2 separate regions of the Homo sapiens genome follow, and region 1 is linked to region 2. A link is a loop called in an ENCODE intact Hi-C map of the cell type or tissue named here. Cell type or tissue: PC-9. All regions are shown on one strand. Each heading gives the region's core, and the rest is flanking DNA. Links, peaks and the distances in the headings are about the cores only. Region 1 has its middle 18 kb from the start of TFAP4. Region 2 has its middle 8.5 kb from the start of PPL.

Evidence for each region. A loop is a pair of places that touch in the nucleus more often than their neighbours do. Peaks named below come from ENCODE experiments on the same cell type or tissue, not always from the same donor. Only the 100,000 strongest peaks of a DNase experiment are listed, where the experiment ranks them.
Region 1: a loop joins it to region 2, with 6 times the contacts of the local background. A loop is called at or near these places in 6 of 110 quality-filtered maps.

What each region holds. Positions count from the first base shown.
Region 1 is chr16:4,288,328-4,293,694 of GRCh38, forward strand. No RefSeq gene overlaps it. Among named protein-coding and RNA genes, the nearest start is that of TFAP4, 18 kb to the left of the region's middle. RefSeq lists enhancers at 105-214, 1,814-2,432. In PC-9, for the core only: CTCF peaks have their summits at 259 (motif pointing right), 465 and 2,397 (motif pointing right); DNase peaks (open chromatin) are centred at 344, 2,074 and 2,424; H3K27ac peaks cover 1,448 bases.
Region 2 is chr16:4,942,918-4,948,284 of GRCh38, forward strand. No RefSeq gene overlaps it. Among named protein-coding and RNA genes, the nearest start is that of PPL, 8.5 kb to the left of the region's middle. RefSeq lists enhancers at 1-466, 467-980, 981-1,494, 4,895-5,367. In PC-9, for the core only: no CTCF peak of the experiment used is centred there; DNase peaks (open chromatin) are centred at 564, 2,004, 2,934 and 5,064; H3K4me3 peaks cover 684 bases; H3K27ac peaks cover 4,039 bases.

The sequences.
Region 1 (5,367 bases), core at 77-5,076, 650 kb before region 2:
CTCCCGTGCATATGGGGAACCATAGCCTCTTTGGGGTGGTGGCGGGGGCAGGGACACCAGTCGTTGGAGCCAGGTTGAGAAGCAAAAAGTCCCTGCCTGGGAAAGGATCCTGGATGCTCCCAGGAAGGCGGAACGGGGGTCAGATGCTCCTACTGGGGTTCGGAGCAAAGCCACTTCCGGTCCTCTGGCCCTCCTCTCCCCAAGTCAGGGGGACATCTCTGGGCTCACAGGGCTGGGGCTCCCCCGACCAGTAGGGGGCGTCCGGCACACGCGCTGCTTTGTGGATGCCGAGCAGGAACACGGTGGGGGAGCCCCAGGCAGGTAGGTGTTGGGGTGAAGGGGCTGACCGCAGCCCCCCACAATCCCGAGGCCCTGCAGATCCCTACAGTGCCTGGCTTGTCTAGGGAGACCTGTGATGCGCGCCTCCTCCTCCTCAGTTGGATCTGATTCACTTTGGCCATGAGTAAGCACTGAAAATGCAGCTGGTTCCCGATGGCTCACACCTGGGATCCCAGCCCTCTGGGAGGCCAGATGAGAGGATCATTTGAGCTCAGGAGTTCCAAACCAGCCTGGGCAACATAGCAAGATTTCATCTTTAAAAAAAATTAGCAGTGCGCGGTGGCTCATGCCTGTAATCCCAGCACTTTGGGACGCCGAGGCAGAAGGATCATTTGAGGTCAGAAATTCGAGGCCAGCCGGGACAACATGGTGAAACCCCACTTCTACTAAAAATACAAAAATTTGCCGGGCGTGGTGGTGGGCAGCTGTAATCCCAGCTACTCAGGAGGCTGAGGCAGGAGAATCACTTGAACCCGGGAGGTGGAGGTTGCAGTGAGCCGAGATCGTGCCACTGTACTCCAGCCTGGGCAACAGAATGAGACTCAGTCTCAAAACAAAAAAAAAAAAAAAAAAAAAAAAAAAAAAAAAAAAATTAGCTAGGCGTGATGGTGTGCACTTGTAGTCCCAGCTACTCATGAGGCTGAGGCAGGAGGATCACTTGAGCCTACGAGTTCAAGACCAGCCTGGGCAACATAGCAAGCCCCCATCTCTACAAAAAATGTTTTAAGGCCAGGTGTGGTGGCTCATGCCTGTAATCGCAGCACTTTGGGAGGCCAAGGTGGGCGGATCACCTGAGGTCGGGAGTTTGACACCAGCCTGACCAACATGGTGAAACCCCATCTCTACTAAAAACACAAAATTAGCCAGGCATGGTGGCGCATGCCTGTAATCCCAGCTATTTGGGAGACTGAGGCAGAAGAATGACTTGAACCCACGAGGCGGAGGTTGCGGTGAGTCCAGATCATGCCATTGCACTCCAGCCTGGGCAACAAGAGCGAAATTTCGTCTCAAAAAAAATTTTTTTTTTTTAATTGGCTGGGCACAGTGGCTCACTCCTGCAATCCCAGCACTTTGGGAGGCCGAGGTAGGCGGATCACCTGAGGTCAGGAGTTTGAGACCAGCCTGGCCAACATGGCGAAACCCCATCTTTACTAAAAATACAAAAATTAGTTGGGCATGGTGGTGGGCACCTGTATTTCCAGCTCCTCAGGAGGCTGAGGCATGAGAATTGCTTGCGCCCGGGAGACAGAGCCTGCAGTGAGCTGAGATCATGCCACTGCACTCCAGCATGGGGGACAGAGAGAAACTCCATCTTAAAAAAAAAAAAAAAAAAAAAAAAAAGGGCCAGCATGGTGGCTCACGCCTCTAATCCTAACATTTTGGGAGGGCAAGGCAGGTGGATCACCTGAGGTCAGGAGTTCGAGACCAGCCTGGCAAACATGGTAAAATCCCGTTTCTACTACAAAAAATTTACCAGGCACGGTGGCGCGCGCCTGTAATCTCAGCTACTCGAGAGGCTGAGGCAGGAGAATTGCTTGAACCTAGGAGGTGGAGGTTGCAGTGAGCTGAGATCGCGCCATTGCACTCCAGCTTGGGCAACAAGAGCGAAACTCCATCTCAAAAAAAAAAAAAAAAATCAGCTGGGCCTGGTGGCACATGCTGTGGTCCCAGCTACTTAGGGAGCTGAGGTGAGAGGATCACTTGATCCCAGGATGTTGAGGTTGGAGTGAGTCATGATTGCACCACTGCATTCCAGCCTTGGTGACCCAGGGAGACCTTGTCTCAAAAACAAACAAACAGACACACAAACAAACACACAAAAATGGGGCTGGCTGCAACCCTATTTGAGGTGGCTGGAGTCCCCTGCACCCTCTCTCTCTGGCCCCAGCTATGGGCGCCTGCCAGCCCTCTCCCTCTCCTTCTCCCTCTGCCTCTCCGTCTCCCCTCCATCAGCTCACCCGCCCTGTCCTTTTCAGCACTCAATTTCTCTTCCTCCTCCCACACTCGAAGAGGATTTCAGCTCCCTTTAGGGACTTTTCCCCTAGGGAAGTGCCTCTCTGCTTCTCAGTGTCCACAAGGAGGAACCAGGTGCCCAGGCCTTCAACCGAGTGCACTCCCTCTAGAAACACTCAATTCACAGCCATGCTGGCTGGACTGTTTCTGCTTTACACAGAAATGGCCATCAAACTGCTTTATCAATTGATTATGAGGCCATGGGGCAGTTACAATAATTTCATCAAGCAGAGCAGAGCCTGTTGACATGGAGGATGGACATTTCTGAAGACCCTCAAAGAATTAGCTGTAACCATGAGACCAGATCTAAGACCCCTGACACCCAGCCTGGGGCCTTCTCACCAGGAGGCCTCTGGTTAATAGAAAATGAGAGTAAATCAGGCCAGGCGTTGTGGCTGACACCTGTAATCCCAGCATTTGGGAGGCCGAGGCAGGTGGATCAACTGAGGTCAGGAGTTCGAGATCAGCCTGGCCAACATAGTGAAACCCTGTCTTTGCTAAAAATACAAACATTAGCTGGGCTTGGTGGCGTACCCCTGTAATCCTAGCTACTCAGAAGGCTGAGGCAGGAGAGTCGCTTGAACCCAGGAGGCAGAGATTGCAGTGAGTCGAGATCGTGCCACTGCACTGCAGCCTGGGCGACAGAGTGAGACTACGTCAAAAATTAAAAAAAAGAAAGAAAGATGAAAGAAAGAAAGAAAGAGGCCAGACACGGTGGCTCACGCCTGTAATCCCAGCACTTTGGGAGGCTGAGGCAGGCAGATCATGAGGTCAGGAGATCGACACCATCCTGGCTACATGGTGAAACCCCATCTCTACTAAAAATACAAAAAATTAGCCGGGCGTGGTGGCGGGCACCTGTAGTCCCAGCTACTCAGAAGGTTGAGGCAGGAGAATGGCGTGAACCCAGGAGGTGGAGCTTGCAGTGAGCCGAAATTGCGCCACTGCACTCCAGCCTGGGCAACAGGGCGAGACTCCATCTCAAAAAAAGAAAAAAGAAAGGAGAGAGAGAGAGAGAAAGAGAAAAGAGCCAGCCAAGGAACCAAGGCAGTGTGGCCAGAGAGAGTGGAGGGTCAAAGGAGGCCCACAAGAAATCAAGGGGAGCTAGGGGCCGTGGCTCACACTTGTAACCCCAGCACTTCGGGAGACTGAGGTAGGAGGATCACTTGAGCCCAGGAGTTTGAGACCAGCCTGGACAACATAGCAAGACTCCTTCTCTACAAAAATTTAAAAATTAACTGGGTGTGTTGGTGGTGCACCTGGCCCAGATACTTGGGAGGCTGAGGAGGTAGGATCACTTGAGGCCAAAAGGTTGAGGCTGCAGTGAGCCATGATCATGTCACTGCACTCCAGCCAGGGCAAGCAAGTGAGACTCTTGAAAAAAACAAAGAGCCGGGTATGGTGGCTCACGCCTGTAATCTCAGCACTTTGGGAGGCTGAGGTGGGCAGATCACTTGAGTGCAGGAGTTTGAGACCAGCCTGACCAACATGGTGAAACCCCATCTCTACTAAAAATACAAAAATTAGCCAGGCGAGGTGGCACACTCCTGTAGTCCCAATTACTCAGGAGGCTGAGGCAGGAGTGTCCCTTGAACCCAGGGGGTGGAGGTTGCAGTGAGCCAGGACTGCGCCACTGCACTCCAGCCTCTGACAGAGCGAGACTCAATCTCAAAAAAAAAAAAAAAAGAATGAAAGAAACCAGAAAGTTGCATTTGGGGATCAGAAGAAAGGCAGGAAGCAGAGGCATGTGGGATGAGGACACCTGGGAGGTGCCATCTCCAGTGTCCCTCTGGGTGACTGGATCTCTTCACATGGAGTAGACAGAGGTTGGGAACGGAAGGTGGAATGTCATGTTCCACTTGAGACTGGAAAAGGGAAGGCTGGGGCTGACCAGGCCAGAGGAGGGCTGGAGGCCTGCGCTCATGAAAACCAAAGCTGGGTGAGTTTCCAGCTGGGAGAGGCAGCCAGGAAACAGGGCCAGCTCTCCCTGGGGAGGGGCAGGCTCCAAGCCCCAGTGTGGGTCCGGGGGCGGGAGCCATAGATCATCACCAGCGCAGGCCAGTGCTGCTGTGGGGGCTTTCTTCGCACTCCTAGTTTCTTTTTTTTTTTTTTTTTTTTTTTTTGAGACGGAGTCTCGCTCTGTCGGCTCACTGCAAGCTCTGCCTCCTGGGTTCACGACATTCTCCTGCCTCAGCCTCCCGAGTAGCTGGGACTACAGGCACCTGCCACCACGCCCGGCTAATTTTTTTTTTGTATTTTTAGTAGAGACGGGGCTTCACCGTGTTGGCCAGGATGGTCTCGATCTCCTGACCTCGTGATCCACCTGCCTCGGCCTCCCAAAGTGCTGGGATTACAGGCGTGAGCCACCGCGCCCAGCCTCCTAGTTATTTTCTTTCCTTCCTTCCTTCTTTTCTTTTTTGAGAGGGAGTCTCACTCTGTCACCCAGGCTAGAGTGTAATGGTGCGATCTTGGCTCACTGCAACCGCAGCCTTCCAGGCTCAAGCAATTCTCCCACCTCAGCTTCCCGAGTAGCTGGGATTATAGGCACCAGCCATCATGCCCTGCTAATTTTTGTATTTTTGTAGAGACAGAGTTTAACTATGTTGGCCAGGCTGGTCTTGAAGTCCTGACCTCAGGTGATCTGCCCGCCTCGGCCTCCCTAAGTGCTGGGATTACAGGCGTGAGCCGCCGCGCCCCACCTGCACTCCTAGTTTCATCCTCACCATGGTGCCCTGAGTCCTATGATCACGCCCAAGGGGCTTGGCCAAGCCCATCACAGCCAGCCACTACCAGGGCCTGCACTTCTTTCAGGCTCCTCCAGATCCCCCCGTGGCTGCCCTGGAGAATGGCTTCCTGTTGGCCTCAAAACTCAAGAGCTTACCTGGTCCTGGTGGCTCAACCGTGGCCAGGTAAATCCGGGTACAAGAGGAGGGTCCCGCTGGGCATGACAAGGCATACGGAGGGAGAAAACATGGCCATGCATGAAACGACAAGGTCAGCTACCAGGTGAAATGT
Region 2 (5,367 bases), core at 262-5,261:
GGGTAATTTTTAAATTTTTTGTAAATACGGGGTCTTGCTGTTGCCCAGGCTGGTTGAGAACTCCTGGGCTCAAGTGATCCTCCCACCTTGGCCTTCCAAACTGCTGGGAATACAGGCATGGGCCACGGTGCCTGGCCTCTCTTGTCTTACTTTTCAGGGAAGGAAATGGGCCCTGAGAAGCACAGGGCCCATTTGGGCTGGTACCTGGGTCAGCCTGCTCCTGGACTGAGCTCTTGAACCTCTGCCTCCCTCCACTCTTCAGAGTTCTAATTCCTGGGCTCGGGCTTGGGGCAGCTGGGCTGGTCTCCCGCTGACTCAGCTGAGCCTGGCCCAGGAGTGGCGGGTAGAATTAGCAGATTTAGGGAGGAATTTGAGTGGCGCTTCACCATCCCTCCCCTCTCCATTCTCTAGGAGCTGGGCTAGGAGCTCCCATGGCTGTGTGTGTGCGCACATGTGTACACACGTGCACACACCACACGTTTGTGGGCAGGCCGGATGGGGTGGGAGATCCGTTCTCACCCCATGCATCCTCCTCTGGGCAGATGGGATTTGTTTGGATCCGCGAAGCCCTCTCCTGCCAAGTGACTCATCCCCTCTGTTGCCGTGGGTGGAGGGCCAGCCTGCCGGGGTGGGGGAGGGTGCTTGCTTTCCTCGAGTTTGCTCGCACCTTCAGGGCCATTTGTTCCCTGGCAACCAGGCCACCCTCAGCGACCCTGAAACCTGTGTTCCTGCAGCCAGACCAGGCAGCCAGCTCATGGGAGGCCACCAACTTCGGAAGGGTTCCTCACGCCCGCCCTCCTTGTTTGCCATCACTGTTGCCCTAGCAGCTGGAGAGGTGTTTGGGGTATTCGCCTGTGAACCAGTTTGAAACAAGAGGGGCAGCATTCGCCCAGCCCGGGACAGAGGGACATGTGGGATATATCCCGAGCCCTCTCCGAGACAGCCATTCTCCCATCTGTGGCTGTATGCACCCCAACTTGGGGTGCATTTACAAATGCAGATTCCAGGGTCCCTCCCTGGAAGAGATTACGGTTGGGTGAGTCTTGGCAGGGCCGAGAAATCTGCATTTATTTATTTATTAATTATAGAGATGAGGTCTCGCTGTGTTACCCAGGCTGGTCTTGAATGCCTGGGCTCAAGTCAATCTCTTGCCTCAGCCTCCCAAAGTGCTGGGATTACAGGCATGAGCCACCAAGGAATCTGCATTTTTTTTGAGACAGGGTCTGACTCTCTTGCCTAAACTGGAGTGCAGTGGTACAATCTCGGCTCACTGCAACATCCGCCTCCCAAGCTCAAGCAGTTCCCCTGCCTCAGCCTCCTGAGTAGCTGGGATTACAGGCATGCACCACCACACCTGGCTAATTTTTGTATTTTTAGTAGAGATGGGGTTTCACCCTGTTGGCCAGGCTGGTATCAAACTCCTGACCTCAAATGATCCACCAGCCTCAGCCTCCCAAAGTGCTGGGATTATAGGCGTGAGCCACCGCACCCAGCCAGGAATCTGCATTTTAACAAACACCTACTCCGTGGGATGCTGAGGCAGGTGAGTTTGGGGCCACCCTGAGAAACACGGCTGTGAACAGAAACAGATGTTGCAGTAACTCCAGCCCTGGTCTGCCCACAGCCGGGATACACTTACAGGTTTCAGCCTGAAACCTGGGTTTGAAACTTGGCTCCACCTCACACCTTAGCCGTGTGACCTTGGGCAGGTGGCTCTCTTAACCTCTCTAGACCTCAGTTTCCCCATCTGTAAAATTGGGAAGAGCCGGTGGGCAGGGATGTGTGCACAGCCCCTGGCATGAAGGCCCTGCTCCTGTCCCTGCTCCGAGGGGACAGGAGGGGGCTGGCCCAGCTTCACCCCTGTTTTGTAACATGTGTTTACTTTTCTTACAGGACAATTCAAGGAGTGGAAAATTGTGCTGGCCCTCCAGCCCACATGGGCTGACTCACGCTCAGCTCTGGGCTGGGGGCCCTGTGAGCTCCCCACAGTTCTCCTGGGGCCAGAGGGGAGGCCAGGCCCTGGCAGCTGGAGCAGGAGAGGGTCTACGGTGAGTCATGCTCTGCCTGCCCCTGAGTCATCCCCTGAGAATGTGCCTCAGGCCCCTACCCGCCCGGGCCCCCTGGCAGAATGCCACTTCTCCCTGCCTGCCAGGCAGCCCCGCCCTCCTGCCGGCCCAGGGAGCCGCTGCTCCGATGACCGCCTCCTGGCTCTCTCCTGAATGCACCTGTACAGCCCTGTGTGTTATCAAAATATTGAAATAGCTCCCAACCGGTAGTTAAATAGCGGTTGCTCTGAGCCCCTGGCCACCCTGGTTTTTCCCCTCCCCAGCCACTGAGGGGTTAGCCGTGGGCTCAGCAAAGGGTTCTTCGACTCTGCCCCACCCATGGCTGGGGTCCACCGTGACTATGAAAAGCCCATCAGCCCATCTTGCAGATCCAGGTTTTTGGGATTTCAGACACTTCATCTTGAACCCTGGGCCACATTCCTTTTTCTTCTTCTCTTTGAGACAGGGTCTTGCTCTGTCACCAAGGCTGAAGTGCAGTGGCATGATCACAAGTCACTGTAGCCTCAGACTCCTGGGCTCAAGCAATCCTCCCATCTCAGCCTCCTGAGTTGCTAGGACCACAGGGGCGCCACCACGCCTGGCTAATTTAAAAAACTTTTTTGTAGAGTTGGGGTCTCGCTATGTTGTCCAGGCTGGTCTCAAACTCCTGGGCTCAAATGATCCTCCTGCCTCTGCCACCCAAAGTGCTGGGATTATAGGAGTGAGTCACTGCGCCCAGCCCCCGGGGCACTTTCTGACACAACCTGCTACACATCTTGGATCCCACTTGTCAAGCCTGGCCCTAGGCCTCTCAGGGGTGGGTACATCAAGTGAGGAAGTCACACTGTCAGGGCAGAAAGAGGGGCTGGGTGGGGCCGGACAGGCTCTGCTGGCTCAGGATCCCGGCAGGACAGGCTGCCCAACCCAGCCCCAAAACTCCCATCTTCTGTCCAACGCCCAAGCCTGCTTCCTCCCTGCCCCACCTCACCTCACACTGCCCAGACTGGTGGGGCTGCATTTTTGGGGCCGGTGCCAGGTGTGATGGAGGACAGCCCAGGTCAGGAGGTCAGGGCCCCGTTTCCTCCCAAGCCAGGATGACTCAGTGATGGACAGACTAGGCCACAAGGGGCCGAACACAAAGCCAAATTAGGGTTTAGTTTGAAGCCAACCTGGGTTTGAACCCTGGCTCTGCCATGCACCCAGCTGCGGGACTGTGGGCTGGTGGCTTAACTTCTCTGTACCATGGGGAAGAGCCAGTGAGCTGAGGTGTCAAATCTCAACTGATCTATTTCCTAACTGTGTGACCCTGGGCAAATGTCTTCACCTCTCTTAACCTCAGTTTCCCCATCTGCAAAATGGGGACACTCTGACACCTGCTCTGTAGGGTCTTGAAAAGTCTCAATAAAGGAAGACATGGAATCATGGCAAATAGTAACTTTTGTTGGGCATTTACTATAAACCAGGCCACGTGCTGAGTACCAGGCTTGGAGGCTGGCACTTTTTCTTCCAGCTTGATTGAGATGTGATGAACATGCAAGAAAGGGCACATTTTAAAAAATTTTAGGCTGGACGCGGTGGCTCACGCCTGTCATCCCAGCACTTTGGGAGGCTGAAAAGGTTGGATCACCTGAGGTCAGGAGTTTGAGACCAGCTTGGCCAACATGGCGAAACCCTGTCTCTACTAAAAATATAAAAATTAGCCAGGCGTGGTGGCGGGTGCCTGTAATCCCAGCTACTCAGGAGGCTGAGGCAGGAGAATCACTTGAACCCAGGAGGTGGAGGTTGCAGTGAGCCGAGATTGTACTGCTGCACTCCAGCCTGGGCAACAGAGTGGGTGTTCAGTGTCATTGTTGAATGAATAAATGAATGAGTGGGAGGACCAGTGTACTGTTGTGATCCCGGAGAAGGTCCCCTTAGGGGAGGACCAGGAAAGGGTTAGTAGGTCCTAAGTTAAAACTATGATGGAAGAGAAGAGGTTCATTGGTTTGTTCATCCATCCATCCATCCCTCCATCCATCCATCCATCCCTCCATCCATCCATCTATCCATCCATCCATTCATCCATCTATCCCTCCATCTCTCCATCCCTCCATCTCTCCTTCCCTCCCTCCCTTCCTTCCTCCATCCATCCATTCATCCATCTCTTCATCCCTTCATCCCTCCATTCCTCCATCCATCCATCCATCCATCCATCCATCTCTTCATCCCTCCATTCCTCCATCCATCTCTTCATCCCTCCATTCCTGCATCCATCCATCCATATCTTCATCCCTCCATTCTTCCCTCTCTCCCTCCCTTCCTCCATCCATCCATCCATCCATCTATCCATCCATCCATCCATCCCTTCATTTGTCAAATATTTACTAAGCACCTGCTACGTGACAAGTCCTGTTCTAGGCACTCAGGATTCAAGATCAAGTACAATAGACTCAGGTTCCTGCTCCCAGGGAGCTTGCTGTGGGAGACAGGAGTGGGAATGGACAAACAATGTAAGTTTGAGGTCCCCTTGGGTGGATCATGGCGCCTCTTCTGTGTGCCCCAGGAGACAAAGTCTGCAGTCGGCACAGAGTCACCGTCAGGTGGGGGCCCAGGGACACTATGAGGAAAGTGGCCAGACTCCAGTCTGAGGGTGGTTGAGGACCCGGTGAGGAAGGGGAGGCCTTAGCTTGCAGGGCGTCAGGTTCCCTCATCGTGTTTTCTGCATCACTGACATTTCCCAGGAGCCAGGCTCCTCCCCAACCCCCGTGGAGGATCTCGACCTCTTGCCCCCACAATACCTCCCACAAGTCACTCATCCATTTATTGAGCACCTACTGTGTACCCGGCTCTGGGGATATAGTAGCAAACACGATACATCCCTCACATCCTGGGGGCCCCCTGTCTTGGAAGGGAGGAGGGACAGAAAAGCAAACAGATAACCACATTTTTTACAAATGAAATAACCTAAGTGCCCATCAGTGGGGGAAGCGGTGGTAAATTACAAAACTGCCCTAGTCTGGGAGGAATTCGGGGAGGCCTGTGGGCCTCACAGGGAAGCTGAGGGTGTAGCAAGTGAAAAAAGGAAGCTGCCTGCTATTAGGTGTCGTGTTTTGCCATTTCCGCTTCAGAACGGAGCTGCCCTGTGTCTCCGTGAGCTCGTCCTCCACCTGCCTGCCTGCCTGGCTCTGCCTCCACTCTTTGTTCACGCTCTCTGCTGAGCTCAAACATTCCTGCTGGGCCCAGGCAGCCAAGCCCCCATCAGCCGCCTCCCAGGCCATTCTCTAATCACAAGCTCAGGCTTAATCCCCACACACGCCCAGGACTCCGCTCTGGGCAAATACTC